2 separate regions of the Mus musculus genome follow, and region 1 is linked to region 2. A link is a loop called in an ENCODE intact Hi-C map of the cell type or tissue named here. Cell type or tissue: left cerebral cortex. All regions are shown on one strand. Region 1 overlaps Tmem38b (transmembrane protein 38B). Region 2 overlaps Fktn (fukutin).

Evidence for each region. Hi-C counts contacts between places; a loop is a spot of excess contacts. Peaks named below come from ENCODE experiments on the same cell type or tissue, not always from the same donor. Only the 100,000 strongest peaks of a DNase experiment are listed, where the experiment ranks them.
Region 1: a loop joins it to region 2, with 2.9 times the contacts of the local background. A loop is called at or near these places in 11 of 42 quality-filtered maps.

Annotation. Positions count from the first base shown.
Region 1 is chr4:53,840,777-53,848,776 of GRCm38, forward strand. It overlaps Tmem38b (transmembrane protein 38B), which reads left to right. Exons shown (of 6, transcript NM_028053.2): 2 at 1-7. Among named protein-coding and RNA genes, the nearest start is that of Tmem38b, 19 kb to the left of the region's middle. In left cerebral cortex, CTCF peaks have their summits at 2,940 and 4,705 (motif pointing left); DNase peaks (open chromatin) are centred at 2,993 and 4,698.
Region 2 is chr4:53,755,158-53,763,157 of GRCm38, forward strand. It overlaps Fktn (fukutin), which reads left to right. Exons shown (of 10, transcript NM_139309.5): 10 at 6,017-8,000. The coding sequence ends at 6,230. Among named protein-coding and RNA genes, the nearest start is that of Tal2, 21 kb to the right of the region's middle. In left cerebral cortex, no CTCF peak of the experiment used is centred here; DNase peaks (open chromatin) are centred at 3,794, 4,739 and 6,267; H3K27ac peaks cover 335 bases.

The sequences.
Region 1 (8,000 bases), 86 kb after region 2:
CAATCTGGTAAGTTGCCCTTAGGCTGCACTATGAGATCTTTAAAGAATTGTTTAATAGATTGCAGTAAAATGGATCTTTTTCCTTTAACCTTTTTTATGTCCTTAAGTTAATGCATGTGCAATGAACGAACCCGAATAGTGCCAAAGACTTTAAGTGCAAAGTTTGCCTCTTCCCCTTCCTCCTCTTATCTTCTTCCAGTGGAAATTGTTTTTAGTGTTTGTGGGAACATTTTAACATTAGAGAACATCAAATATTAGCCCAAATATTTTGTTTTGTGAAATAAACTTAGATAGAATTATGACATCCTAAAAAATGTAAATGTGAACAACTAAACAAAAAGTCCAAGCTTTTCTTGTCTCTTCTTCTTTGTTGGCTTCATCATTTGCTTGTTTATTTGTAGACAGACAGACAGACAGACAGACAGACAGATAAGTTCAGAGTTTCACTGTGTAGCTGTCCTGAAACTCAGTATGTTCATCAGGCTGTCTTCCAACTCATAGAGATCTACCTGCCTCTGCCTCCCCAGTGCTGGGGTTACAGCTTTGCACCACATCTGGCTATTGGATTATGTAAAGGCTTCTGACATTTTTTTTTAGATTTATTTATTCTATATGTAAGTACACTGTAGCTGTCTTCAGACACTCCAAAAGAGGGCGTCAGATCTCATTACAGGTGGTTGTGAGCCACCATGTGGTTGCTGGGAATTGAACTCAGGACCTTCAGAAGAGCAGTCAGTGCTCTTAACCTCTGAGCCATCTCTCCAGCCCCAAGCTTCTGACATCTTTAAACATGAATTGGGAAAATGATAGTAGGAATTGGCTTGGATTCTTCTTCATACAGATTTAGATGGTTCTTAACAAGATTGATTAATTAAGTTAAAATATATTGATTCTAATCAACATGCTTTGTTTTATTTAAAGTAAACTATGCTTTCAATTTAAAAACACTATCAATTTAATATATAAGGAACATTTGGAATTCATTTTTCCTGGGGTTGGTGAGAGGGCGCAGTAGGTAAAGGAGCTAGCCGTTTAAGCCTGGCAGCCTACATTCTAGTTCTTGAACTCACACAAAGCTGAAGGAGAGAATCGGCCGCCCAGAGAAGCCTCTTGGCTTCCACACGTTCACTATAGCATGCAGCCTTTTGCGCATCATGCACATACAACTCAGTGAGAAAAATAACCAAAAATTCATTTTATTATAATAATTGTGAATGTTTAAGTCGTTACAAACAGGTATGGATGTTACAAATAATAGTGGTAATGGTAAAGTAGTAGAGGAAACCTATCACTGTGGAAGGGTGGGTGGAATTACTCACTTGATAGCTAGTAATTATTGAATTAGAATTATGTACCAGCTAAGACTCATTTTCATGTTACATCACGAGTCCTGTGAAGTAGTATATTATTAGTTAGGGTTTTACTGCTGTGAACAGACACCATGACCAAGGCAAGTCTTATAAAGGACAACATTTAATTGGGGCTGGCTTATAGGGTCAGAGATCCAGTATCATCGAGATGGGAGCCTGGCAGTGTCTAGGCAGATGTGGGGCTGGAGGAGTTGAGAGTTCTGTTTCTTGTTCTGAAGGACAACGGGAGAATACTAACTTCCAGGAAGCTAGGATGAAGATCTTCATGCCCACGTCCACAGTAACACACTTCCTCTAACAAGGCCACACCTATTTCAACAAGGCTACATCTGCAAATAGTGCCACTATATTCAAACCACCACAAGTAGCTATTATAATTTTTTTCCTGACAAAATCTTTTCCTGGTGACTTTAAGAGAAAAAAATTACTTAAATACTATGGAACTATATGTTGCATTTCTCTGATTTGTAGCTAAATGTTAAATTCATCTATAACTGTTCTAAACATCCAATAAATGTGTAAGCTATACAATCAGGTATGGAATGGCTGACTCCATCGAATTGTTCTGCAGGCTAAGCCTCCTCCAAGTTTTACTGTGTTTTGTTTTTTAATCTAATCTGGTGTTAAATTAGGATTTTTTTTTTTACTAACAACAATTACAAATTTCTCTCTCAAGTAGTTGGTATCTAAATCATAACTCACTCTATCAAATGAGAATGAAAGAGACTATACTACCAGACTTACACAGGAAAGTCTTCAAAGATTTCACAGGGTGTTGCTTGCTTTCAGTAAAATCACTACTTTCTTTCTCTTAGTAGTTTATATTTTTTGGCTGTGGAAGGTGGGTGGAGTGGAGTTAATCATTCGATAGCTAGTATGTATTGAACGAGATATTAGGTAAATTCTTTATATTTATTTTCATACTATGAGTCCTGTGAAGTAGCTACTATAATTATGTTTTTAAAGATTTATTTATTTATTTATTTATTTATTTATTTATTTTGGTTTTTCGAGACAGGGTTTCTCTGTATAGCCCTGGCTGTCCTAGAACTAACTGTAGACCAGGCTGTCCTTGAACTCAGAAATCCGCCTGCCTCTGCCTCCCGAGTGCTGGGATTAAAGGCGTGTGCCACCACGCCGGGCTGATTTATTTATTTTTGTTTTATGTGTATGGGTGTTTTGCTTGAATGTCTGTATGTACATATGTATGTATGTATGTATATATAACACGAATGTATGTATGTGCCTGGTCCCTCAGGAGCCAGAAGAGGACATTGAATACCCTGGAACTGAAATTACACATAATTGTGAGCCACAATTATGATGTTGAAAAAGGAAGCCAGGTATTCTGTGAGAGCAGCCACTATTCTTACCTGCTGAGCCACCTCTCCAACCCTTTAAGAATTAAAAGCATTGGATTACATGTGACAGGTTTCCTTATGGCATTTTCATACATGCTTAGTTTTGGCCGACTCCCCATCCTTCCCAAGCTCCCTGCTCTCTCCTGCGCTACCCTCCCCAGTCTTCAGCCTGCCTTCCAGTGCGTTCTGTTCACCCTCCACAAGAGGCAGCTGTTGTTACTACTTCCACTTGACAGCGAGGAAATTGAGACCAGGGAACAGTTGCCATAATTTCTGAGTAGGCTAGAGTCAGAACAAGTGTGACTGTAGAGCCTCCGCGCATGACAGCTGCCCTGTGTCTTAGACTGACTGACTCATCTCCTAGCATCGTCCTCCAGAAGCACTGTAAAGGACTTCCAGTCTATAGTGGTCGTTTACAGAGATACTAGCATTTTGGATTATTTTAATGTTGTATAAATGCTGAGACTATATAAAAAGGAAGATAGCCAGATTCTGTTACCGTCCTATCTCTCCTGTTTCTAGTGTTAAGTACTAGTCCTCCCACTTCTGGCCTGGACTTTCAGTAACTTCCTAGGTGGGCTAGTTGCTTTATTCATTACCCCCTAGATATTCTTCACATAATGATGAAGTGATTATCTTAAAATAAGTTATAGTGTGCCACTCCTGCGTGCAATAATGTCTTTTCAGGAACAACAGCCTGAGCTTTCTCATGACCTACTGTCCATCCCTACAGAGTCTCCCTCCCTCTGTCCTCTTTGCTGTGATGTATGGCCACTGCTCCTGATACTCCTTCCTTTCCCGCCACACACGTGCATTTATCAACACTCTGACTTGCCCGATCTTTATTTAGCTTGTTGTACTTCTCAGAGAGAGGCAGGGCTGTTGCTTGGTTATTTGTTTGCTGGTCATCCTGCAAAGATGGTCAGTTCAACAACAACAACAACAGCAGCAGCAGCAACAGCAACAACAGCAACAAACCTGTGTATGAACTCAGATTAAAGGATGATTTGTGAGATTATACAGAGTGCATTTTTTGTCATTATTTGAATCTGTTCCATCTTTGGCCAGTGGGAGCCTTTTCAGCTTTCATGCCTCTTGGTATTTTAAGATTCTTATACCTTTCTTCTGGAATTAGTTTTAGTTTCATTTAAGGAGAAATAGTTTTTTCAAGGTTCACTCAGAGCATTGGAGACACTGCTAAGGCATCTATTGAAATGAGCTAGGGTAAAGAAAGAGAAAATGACTTGAGTTCATACTAATATTTATCTCTAATTCAAATTCAAGCCTATTTATTATTATTTAACATGTCTCTGTTATATATGTAATACTTGGAATTTACCTAGATATAAAGAATTTTGTTATTTGTTGGACAAAGGATATTACAAAATCAGAATATTCTGACATTGTTAATTAATTTTGTTCTGTTCTTTGCTCGCCTATATTTAACCTTTCTCATCTTTAAACCAGGGTGTGTGTGTGCTGCCAGAGTTTCATGGCCACAGTGCCATGCTTCTCTGGTTAGTCTTCACACTCGGATTTTGCTTGCTCTGTACTGGATGCAGGTCACTAGTTATATCTGGGCCCTGTAATTCTGGGTTTTTGAAGCTGTGGTGAGTACTGCTTTAGCCTTAACAGAGCGTGACGCAAGGCACAAAGAAATTAATGACTTAGCCAAGGAATTGGAGACCCTGAGTATCCAGAGCCCAGATTTAAACCATGGTTATTTCATCTGTTAGTTGGTGCATAAGCAGTAAATTGCTTTGAACTCTGAAATAGAAATGTTGTCCTTACAGTCTCTTCAATATGAGAAATGATGCTAGAGTCAAGACAGTGTATCTTATTGTTTAATTAGAAAAGTTTTAACATTTAGAATAACATGTCAGTCTTTGCTTCTGATTTTGAGAGTCAAATGATCTGGGGAATTATATATTCAAGTGAGGTCAGCTTCAGAACGGTAGCATGCCTGGGGGTTAGCACCATCTACTGGTAAAGACAGACAAGAGCTTGCTTCTGTCTGTATACAGCTGTTGTCTGAAAACTCCATATACTTTCATTTGTGTTGTCTTTTTAAAAAGCCATTTATTTATGCGGGCAGTACATAATTTATAATTTTTCTATCTAATGATTTTATGTCTCATAATGTTTTCCTTAAACTTCCAGGCATTCTTTAAGGAGATTACATTTAAATGAGGGAAATATAAGAGTCACAGTTTTATAATCTTTTTCAAGATATATCCATGAAATTTCTTTGGTGTCCTAACCAGAGGCCAGGGCTATTGCAGTAGACTAACATGGGTGTGGTTTGTGTTCTGTTTGGCCCAGTTTTGGCCTAAGGATACTGCCTTAGGTAGACAGGGAGAGTTGATGGTAAGAGAGGGAGTGTTCTCAGTGATGAGCCCAGCAAAGCGCCTTCTGCTTAACCCCTGGTTTTAACCTAAATTCAGCTCCCATCTTAAAACCTGTTTACACTGGTTTATGTTGGTTGTATCCTATTTTACACTAATTTCTACCCTTTGTCATTTTTCTCTTTTTATTAATCTGACCCACAGAACTTAAAAGTATCTGAGAAATCCATTATTATCTTCTCATTCCATTTCTTTTTCCTTTCCTGTATGTATACATATGTATATGTATCTATGTGTATGTTTTAGGTACTTACAAGGTAAAGGTTTTTTGGATATTACAAACTTAAGGTGAAATTACAATCTTTACAGAAGAGATGTGCTGTTTAATTAATGACATTTCCCAGTAATTCATCAGCGGAACATTATATAGCTAACTTATATTGTAGAACAAGAGTGATTTTGTCTGCAGTCATTTGTCTTTCACGCTCATTCATAAGTCTGTTGGACATGACAGAGTTGTTCCTTTTGCTCCATGGCAACTCAGGTGGGCACAGAGGTTTCACTAATATGTAAGGTTTTATGTGTACTTTAGAAATATCTGATGCAGGGCAATGGTGGCATGTGCTTTTAATCCCAGCACCCAGGAGGTAGAGGCAGGTAGATCTCTGTAAATTTGAGGCTAGCCTGGTCTATAGAGCTGATTCAGGATAGCCAGGACTACAAAAGAAACCTGTCTTGAAAAAACCAAAAGGAGAGGGCTGGTGAGATAGCTCAGTGGGTAAGAACACTGACTGCTCTTATGAAGGTCATGAGTTCAAATCCCAGCAACCATATGGTGGCCCACAACCACCCATAATGAGATCTGACGCCCTCTTCTGGTGTGTCAGAAGACAACTACAATGTACTTATGTATAATAATAAATAAATCTTTGGGCCTGAGTGAGCAGAGTTGACCTGAGTGAGCGGGGGTTGACTGGAGCAAGTGGGGTTGACCGGAGCAAACAGAGGCCCTAAAAATTCAATTCCCAACAACCACATGAAGGCTCACAACCATCTGTACAGCTACAGTGTACTCACATGCATAAAATAAACAAGTAAATCTTAAAAAAAGAAAAGAAAAACCAAAAGAAAAAAAAACAAATATCTTATTAAAAAAGCAACAATTATAACTTATAGATGGTGTGTTGTTATATGGCATAGTTGAATGTAAAAGCTGCTGTTGTGTAATAAGTTTGAGCACATGTTACAGATGGAATTAGGGAAGGCAAATGGAGCTGTTGTAATACTGGTTTTGTTCTTTTGAGCATGCCATTTTTAATGTGAGTTACTACTGAAGGAAAACTATAGCATCTGTTCTTTATCTAATCTATAAGAGATACCAAAGTATTGTCTCATTTTATTAAGAATATATAGACAATTCATTATTTAAGTGTATATGATTTTTTTCTCCATTGTCCAACTTCCTAGAAATCATTTCTACATTTAAAACTTTCAAAATATCATATGTCAATGTAAAAAAAATTTAAACCATCTTACTTCAGTTTACTTAAAATTGTCTCCAGATATTTCATTCCTTACTCTGTAATTAATTGATTCTTTGATATGTTTTGTATTTTGCCTCCAGATTGAATTCAGCTTAGAGCTATTTTTCACTGTGCTGAGTTTTTGGTTCGAGAACAGTTGATAAGATTGATAAGTTGATTCCTGCCATCCAGCAACCAGTGGAATCCAATGATGAGCACTGTAGCCTTTACTTTATGTAGTAAGGAGCAGTGTATGAGAGCCACTTTGAGGTGTAAGAAGCAACTGCTTCAGCTGTACAGAGCCACCGCCTGTCTTGTGTTGAGATGAAATGAAACAGACATTCTGTGGACTGTGGTGCAGTGAGTGGGACCTTGAGTAAGAAGAATGTAGCGGCTGACCTTTGCTTCCATATTTGGTCTCGGGAGCAGTGTTGGCAAATATTTTATATTTGGTGAATGCATGTGAGGTTTTTGTGTTTATGACTCATGAATTAGAATAAAATTAACACTTGATTAAAAAAAAAAAACCAGGCATTTTTTTCATTTTTTTTTTTTTTCGAGACAGGGTTTCTCTGTGTAGCCCTGGATGTTCTGGAACTCACTCTGTAGACCAGGCTGGCCTCAAACTCAGAAATCCTCCTGCCTCTGCCTCCCAAGTGCTGGGATTAAAGGCGTGCGCCACCACGCCCGGCCCAAACATTTTTTTCTGTGCCCTGTTTTCTGTATCACTCCATTAGAAGATGTATTGTGCTCTACATACCAAACTGTCTATTAGGAATGGAGGGGAAAACCTGTATTTTCTAGTAAATAATGTTGGTAGTATTTGAGGAGATGCTGAAGAACAAAGTTTAAAACTCTGGATCACCAGAGAACAGCTGTATTACTGTTAAATTAGCAACAACTTCACTGGCTATAACTAAGCTTCTTCAATCAAATTAAAGATTGAGCTCAATATTCTTTCAGATGCATGAACATACATTCTCCACAACATCAGCCTATTTCCTTGGGAGTTCTCTCTGTCTTTGTATAGATTTCTAACTTACACTCTAAGCTAAGGGACACAGGTCAAGATAGTGGTAGGAGTAGAAATGCTGCCCTTGCTTTTTTGCCCAAAGGCTGGTTTGTCTAACTCCTTTTCCCTAAGAACAAAGACATCGTATGCGCATAGTCCATACCTGCTGGAACTGGTAAGGCACTTGCTTCTTTCTCTTAATTAATTATGTACCTAATTTTCTTCTCATAGTGTATGGATGAATGAAAAAATTGTATAGAGCATTGCAAAGTACGTGGCTTCTCCTCCTCATGCTACAGACTTATATATATATTGTGTAACGTAAAAAGCAATTTAGTATCCAGTCTGCTTTTTCCAGGTTTTTACGGATGATTGCTTTGGTTGTGTTA
Region 2 (8,000 bases):
CGGCATTGACTTGCTCTCTCTGTAAAGTTTAGTACCCTGTAGACATGATCTTCCCTCCCTCCGAGTTGTCATAGATCTCCCCTAAGCCCCACACAAGTTCTTTCTGCTGAGTGTTTTAGAGTCCTTTGCAAACCTGTCTGCCCTAAATTACAGATAAAGTCCGTCTTGATAACTCTCAGGCTGAGTGAAACCTAGGTGCCGCTTGACTCTGAATCAGCTCTCTGCTGTGTGGTGAGCAGGAGAGGTGAAAGAGTGAAGCTAGGTCATTGTGCTTGTCTCTGTGTTATGGAGTTAGCTTCGGAGCTGTCCCTCGTGCACTCCCAGCCCAAGGCTGATGCTGTGCTCCTGTAGCTCCAGCTCTCAAGAAACACATCTGTCTCTGCAGGACATACAGCCGCAAAGCTAAAAGGCAGACTTGAGTAATTTCTTTAAATGAGGATATTTAAAGTGTTGGCTTTTCCCAAGTGATCCCATCTCCTGCTCTATTTATATCTTTGTATTTTGTAATATACCGATTATATCCTGGGTCTCCGTAATTGAATCTCCAGACAGGGAGGGAGGGGGGAGCAGGTGTAAGAGGAAGACTGAGGGAGAAACTGAAGAGGCAGTTTCTTCTAAAGTGAGCCTTGCTTTATTGCAAGGAGAAAATTGTACTACAAAACATCTATGGGAAGTCAAAGTTGTAATTTTTTCAAACATGTATTTTGTTAAACATAATTCTGTAAGATACTAATTTGATAGTGTCTAAAGAGACATTTCCATTACAAGACTTATGTACAGGTGTTAACAGTTATATTCAGATAAGCAGAATGGTTTGGTTTTAACCATGCTACCCAGACGTCCAACTGTTCACCTTCTGGTGAGCAGCTGCATTCATTGTGTATTCACACAATGGAATACTACTGAGTGCTGAAGGGGAATGAGTTACCAGATATACTAACATGGATGAAGGAAGTCAGATGCGAGGGGGACTTAAACTGTCCATTTTCATTTATTTGAATTGTCGGCTGAGCATAGTGGTATGCATATGGAATTCCAGCTCCCAGTAGGCTGAGTCCGAGGACTAGCCACAAGCTCAGGAGTGCCCCAGGCTCTATCTAGAATCAAAAACGCTCCCATGCAGGTTCTCTTCCGTATAGGATTGAACTCAGGTCATCAGGTATGGCAGCAAGTGCCTTTGACCACCAGCCACCACTCACTGGTTTGCTTTGTTTTGGTTTGGTTTTTTGGTTTTTCGAGACAGGGTTTCTCTGTGTAGCCCTGGCTGTCCTGGAACTCACTTTGTGGACCAGGCTGGCCTCGAACTCAGAAATCTGCCTGCCTCTGCCTCCCGAGTGCTGGGATTAAAGGCATGTGCCACCACCGCCCAGCTGGTTTTTTTTTTAATCACTTAAAATAAATGCATTTCATCCTGTAAGATTACACCTCAAAGCATTAAGTTAGGTTAAAAATACAAAAATACTTTATAATTTTGAAAACCGATGCTAAGACAAAATAGTCTGAGATTGCACATTGAGAAGTAGCACTGTATGGGCCAGAGGCAGTGAAGTTGACCAAGGAAGACCTAATTGCATGAAAACCTTGGCATCTAATTAGACAAATTAGGTAACAGACTATGATTTTTAAAATCCTTTTGAATCTGGCGTGAAATTTGAACTCCTAACTTTAACCTCTCTATCTAATTATTACATCTAAAGAGAAATTCTTCAAAAATTATCTGACAGAAAATAATTATAGCTAGAATCTTAATTTTGTCTACTCATTAATAATATAAATTGTATTTCTTCCTCTGCTGCCTTCATTTTTTTCTCGTGTGTGTGTGTGTGTGTGTGTGTGTGTGTGTGTGTGTATGTTTATTTAGGAGTAGAGAATGAGACATAAGATCTCAGACACTATTTCAGCCTATGTCCTGGAGAGTATATCAATTCCTCTATGACTCCTTCCACATGGTATCACTTGTGGTAGAATTATGAAATGTTTAGTGAAAGAGACTATTTTGTTTTTCAGTTTCTTTCAAGACATGGTCTCACTGTTTAACACTGGCTGTCCTGGAACTCACTCTGTAGACCAGGCTGCTTCAAACTCATAAGATCCACCTGCCTGTGCCCATCACATTGGGATTAAAGATGTGCACCACCACCAACCACCTAACAGTTTTTAAAAAGAAATACTCACCAGCATGCTGTGACTGTGGGTTTTCAAGAGTTGAGTCTAATGCTTGGATGAATGTGTAAGAGCAGGATTGTTAAACATATACAGATTTGAGAGTGGAAAGTATAGAGATGTCATAATGAGTCTCATTATTATATATGGTTAATACATATTAATAGGAAAATGAAATATGAAACAAAAAGGAATAGGAACTAATTGTAATAGTATGGTCTGAACACTTAGAAGGCTAAGGCAGGAGGAGTGAAAGCTTGAGATGCAACAAGAGAGTACCAGGTGTGCCTTATCAATAATACAGGGCAGCAGATGATGTTCCATAGTCATATAAAAGCTACAATAATAATGATCAAGTTTTAGTGATCAACAATTAAAAGTCACATTCAGGGCAAGGCAGAAGTAACATTTACAAATACTTAGGAAGGCTGAGAAGGTTGAGGCCTCCCAGATCTGTACTCAGAGACATAGTGAAGAAGCCAGAAGTGGTGCTGGGGAGGTGGCACAGTGGTGAAAGCATTTACCATGCAAGCCAGCAGAGCAGGTAAAGGAAGCAAGCCAAAAACCAAAAAAATTAATAAAGCAGTAAACAGTGTAAGAGGCCAATTCCACCTGTTGGTTTGTTTAAAAAAATAATTTAAAATTTTGTATAGCATACATTTAGCACAATTGATCAAGGTGTGGGAGTGGGGTTAGTAAAGATAATATTTACTCCCCAAACCCAAGATGTCTGGCCCTTTACACTTCTCGCTGTCTATGTTGTGCTAACAATGAAAAACTACTGCAGGAGACCTAGATCAAGCATTTCAGCAATGGGGACAAGATGTAAGACTGTGAGCCCAGGTGGAAACATGCTAAAAGAATAGTTTCCTAGTGCACACGCATGTTAGGGTGATTCTTTACTGTAAAGGATTGGAGGGAACACATCCCTGTGCAGAAGGCCTGGTATCCCATCCCCAGCCTGCCACAAGGGCTTGGAGGGCGGGCTGCTGACTGAATTGATGTCACTGAAAAAATTCTGTAAGCAAAAGTCTTTTAAGAAAATTTGTATTAAAAGGGCTATGGGGTGTCCTTGACTTGATGAACGGAAGATAGTGAAAACCGAGAGCGAGCACCACGTTTAATGGTGAAACTCCAGAAGCCTTTCCATTACAGTCAGCAGAAGCAGTGTTCGTGGACTCCTATTAAGTGGAACGCTGGTGTTTAGGCTCTGGAATAACAGATAAAGTGAGCGAGGATGACTATACAAGATGCTAATGTTAATAAACCGTTTGTGTTGCCTTGAAAGAAGTTCTGGGGGGAGGGGAGTTTGGCTGTGCTCTTGCAAGTGTGTGGAAAGGTCAAGTGCAGTTGTAGTTGATGGGTCTGTCTCACTTAGCCTCCTTAATGAGCACCAGTGAATACAGTGATCTGGGCTGCCGGAAACGCTTTCTTCTCATTTCGCAATTATGTCCATACATAGTACAATTACGTTGACAAAATTATTCTTAACTACCACAAAGTGGCTTTATTGGTTTCAAGGAATTTTGGAGGAAAATAAACCTATCCTCCTTTCTCGCTCACTCTCCAATCCAGCAACTGTACTAACTGCTATTTTAGGAAAAAGCAGCACAAAGTGGTTCAAGTTAGGAACAGATGGGGCAGTTTCTGTGGTAGCGAGATCTCCTAACTGTGTAGCCTAAGTTAGAGTGCCGTAGTCTAAATTCAAACCTGTTCCCATTGTGGATCCCATCCTAAGGCTTTAAAGTACAGACTGCTCTGCCAGACTTAATCATAGCTTTTAAATCTAAGGTAACACAGAGATGTAGGATCAATCAGTATTTACTGGTGACCCAGGCAATGTACATGGCGTGTGTTGTTCTGTGTGACTTCCTGCCCTTCTCCTGTCCATGTCCTGACTTCATAATTAGTTAAAATGTTTTATGGGTTGTTTGCCTCTCTATTCTAGGATGCTAAGATATTCTTTGGTTGAATAGACAGAGCAGAGAAACAAGAATCACGGAGGGTTTAGGGGATTTGGCAGCTGGGGGTTGTGGGAGGGGCAGGTGTAGGAACAAAAGCTAACACTAGAGTTGGATTGTTTTTGTATGATTTTCATGGTGTGTCTGCATTTTACATGTCCTGGGTTGGCTCTCAGATTCTTCACTGTCCCAGGCATTGTATGTGTAGTCTGCAGCCTTCTACGACGTCTGTCCTAAAGCTGTTGTCTTTCCCTCTCAGCTGTATGAGGAGACTGTAGAACTAATGGTTAAGGAGATGCTTCCTAAAGCTGTTGTCTTTCCCTCTCAGCTGTATGAGGAGACTGTAGAACTAATAGTTAAGGAGATGCTTCCTAAAGCTGTTGTCTTTCCCTCTCAGCTGTATGAGGAGACTGTAGAACTAATAGTTAAGGAGATGCTTCCTGGCTGCTGTTACTAAGGGAGATCATGTCTGCCTCACTTCAGGTTCATTGTGTCAACTTGATGGTGTGGGACAGGTGGACATTCTGCTGACCAGCAAGTGATTGCGGAGGGTGGAGGCTGATGACAGATGCTTCTGTCTCATGACAAAATGAGTAATTCCATGGCTATGAGTGTGCAGGGTAAAATTGGGACCAGCAGATGTTGCTTCTAAGCAGCATCTTATTTCTTTCTCAGTGAGGAGACTTTATGTGACCATCTTCTCAGAGAGGCCAGCTGGGTGGGGCTGTCCGCTCACCACCAGTGCCCATTGGCTTTTACTGAGGCGCTTGCTGCTTTCTTTAGAATTTATTCAGATGGACCTTCACATACGACTTCATTTCACTTAGTGGTGAGATGAGATGTTCAAAAGCAGAATCCATTCTCGGGGTTCACTTAGTGGTAAACGTGATAATCAGATACCTTTCCTCCAGTTCACTGCTCTGTCTTTAGCTTTCTAGTATATTAAACTCTTATGGTCCCTATTATTGCCATTTCAGGATTAATTACTGAAAATCCTTTTTGAGTTATGAAGAAAAAAAATTCTCATTAAGAATCTTAACACAAAATATAGACCTATGTAACTCTAAATAGACTAACTACTTTTAGTTTTCCTTTGTAATATATCATGTATAATTTTACTTAATCTGAAGTACCTATTTAAATATTTTGTGTTTTGAGGCAGGGTCTTATGTAGTCCAGGCTGCCCTAGAACTCACTACATGACTAATGCTGGACTTGAACTTATGATCCTCACGCCTTTCGCTTCTAAGTGCCGCAATTATAGACATGTGTCACTATGCCCATCATTATCAAAGTACCTTTAAAATGCCTATTTTTGGTTAATTCATAAGCTTACAAATTCTTACAGTTGTGTAGCAGATGCGAGCGATTCATTTTAATCAGTATTAGACAGGTTTAGAGATGCTCTTTAGATTCTAAGAGGAAAGGGAGGTAGAAGGTAAAGCTATTGTCTGTAGAGCAGGGGAAAGCCTAGAGGTGCTATTGGATTCAGTCCATATCCCTTGGAACGCCAGAGTATGCAAGAGAAGAACGTGACCGTTTTTTACATCTTGTGGAAACTCTGCCATGACACCTCTTTCCCTAGGTTTCCCAACACAATCCCAGATCTGATTTTGATTGTCTAATCTTGGTAGGCTCCCATCTCTGTAGCAGTCACTGTAACTTAGCTAGTACCAAGCCTGGATTTGGTTTAGTTTATAGTTTGGTTGGTATTTTTTCTCATCTTCGGAGCTTATGGATGGGATTAACTCTCCTTCAGATTGGTAGAGACTAGAAGAAGACTGAGATAGCATTAATCCAGGAAGACAGAAGGGATGCTGGGCAGGTTTGAAGATGCACAGCAGCCAAGTTACTTGGTCTAATGCTCCCTGCTTGCCTATGCTTTGCTGCAGGTATCTGTTTCCCAAGTTTACACTGTGCTGGACTGAGTTTGTAGACATCAAAGTGCATGTTCCCTGTGAAACGGTTGACTACATTGAAGCCAACTATGGTAAGACCTGGAAGATTCCTATCAAGACATGGGACTGGAAGAGCTCACCCCCGAATGTGCAGCCCAATGGCATCTGGCCTATTTCGGAGTGGGATGAGGTTATCCAGTTGTACTGAGAAAACTAAGCTCAGGTGGCACATTTCCCAGAAAGAAGGCGGGTAACTGTTTAAAGCACTACTGGTTTTTTGCCTGATGTGAGAGCCAAAGAAGAGAAATGACAAGTTAGAAGACAGAAAAGGTTTTCTGATTCATGGGCCATCTAATTAGTTCTGCCATTCAGCATTTCCTGAGGAGTTGATGCACCAGGTGGAATACGAGGAGCTGGTGAATGAGCGAATGCCAGCCTCTCTTGTCCTGTTGGTAAGCACTACAGTTTTCTTTTGAAAGAAACTTACTCACCCTCTGAAGAGCTGGTACACGATATGATGTATTCCATCATAATTTTTAAAATGTTAATTAATCTTTATGCTGGAAAGTGAGCTCATCGGATGAAGCTTACAAAGGATATGTTAGTTAAGAATAATTCACTCCTGCCTGTCCTCAGGATTTTTAGTGCTGCTTTTAAGGTTGTAGAACATGAGTTAATATTCCAGTGAGTGATTAGACTTTGTCTCACAGAGAAAAGATGGTAGCAAACTCATTTTATAAGCAGTGTGGTACACAGTTGGCTTCAAGCACAGGGGGTTCTATAAGGGAAGATGAGAGCCCATATCAGCTATTGTCAAGACATACACTGTTCTCATATCTGAAGTGGACAGTGGGTGCTTAGATGATGCTTGAATGCCTGACATCATAGGATATTTTCCCTGACCTGCAGTGGTACTTGCTGATAAATCATCCAGTCATGCTATCCGAAAGGTGTGACATCCCAAAGCTTACTTTCCTTATTTCATTTTCAATCATTCTTAGATTTAAAAATGGAAGTTATTCATGAATATTTTTATATTTTATGAATGTATAACTCTTCTGCCCTTAATTTTAATATTCACACTAAATACTAATAGACATACCTCTGAATTTTTAAAAAAATACTCTTTATTTATTTATCAACCATAGCTCCATGTTTAATTTATGGCCTACATAATAATTTATTTAGCATAAAGATATGACTGTTCTTCTATTCCAATATTACTTCAAGTTTCCAAAATGGAAGGTTAACATGAACCTGGAAACTATTCCTTTTTCCAGATCACTGTCTTTAAAGCCTGTGTCCATCTCTAGATTTTTCATTCTGCTGTGTGTAAGAGGGCAAGGACTTCCTACTGCCAAGTACTGCACATGTGGGACCCCTTGATTTTCTTTTTCTTCTCAAAATACACCCATGAGTAGGTTGGGGTAGCTGTGCACTCTCAGTGAGAGATGACACAGTGAATGCCTGTCTTCCTGGCCTGGAAGGGGAGGGGCTCTGCTCCCTGCTGCTTAGGGATGTGCTTCAGGGCCGCCCTGCAGATCTCCCTTGGAATGTGTAGTCACTAAAACGAACAAGAGTAGCTGAGGGAATGGGCTGGCAGAAAGTAAAAGAAGGAAAGAAAAAGAAAAACTTGGAGCCGGGTTTAATCCCAGCACTCAGGAGGCAGAGGCAGGCAGATTTCTGAGTTCAAGGCCAGCCTGGTCTACAAAGTGAGTTCCAGGACAGCCAGAGCTATACAGAGAAACCCTTTCTCGAAAAAACAACAACAACAACAACAAAAAAAAAAAAAAACCCAAAAAACCCCCAAAACAACAACAAAAAAATGAAGGAAGTAACTTAAAGCCAGCTACTTCCAAATTTTAATTTCAACATGAAAACTGTCTTTGTTGTATGACAAGCAGCAGTCTGTTAGGATGCAGCCTCTCTGTAGGAATATTGTCTCTCCATATGCATCTCATCAGATTGCTGTAATTAT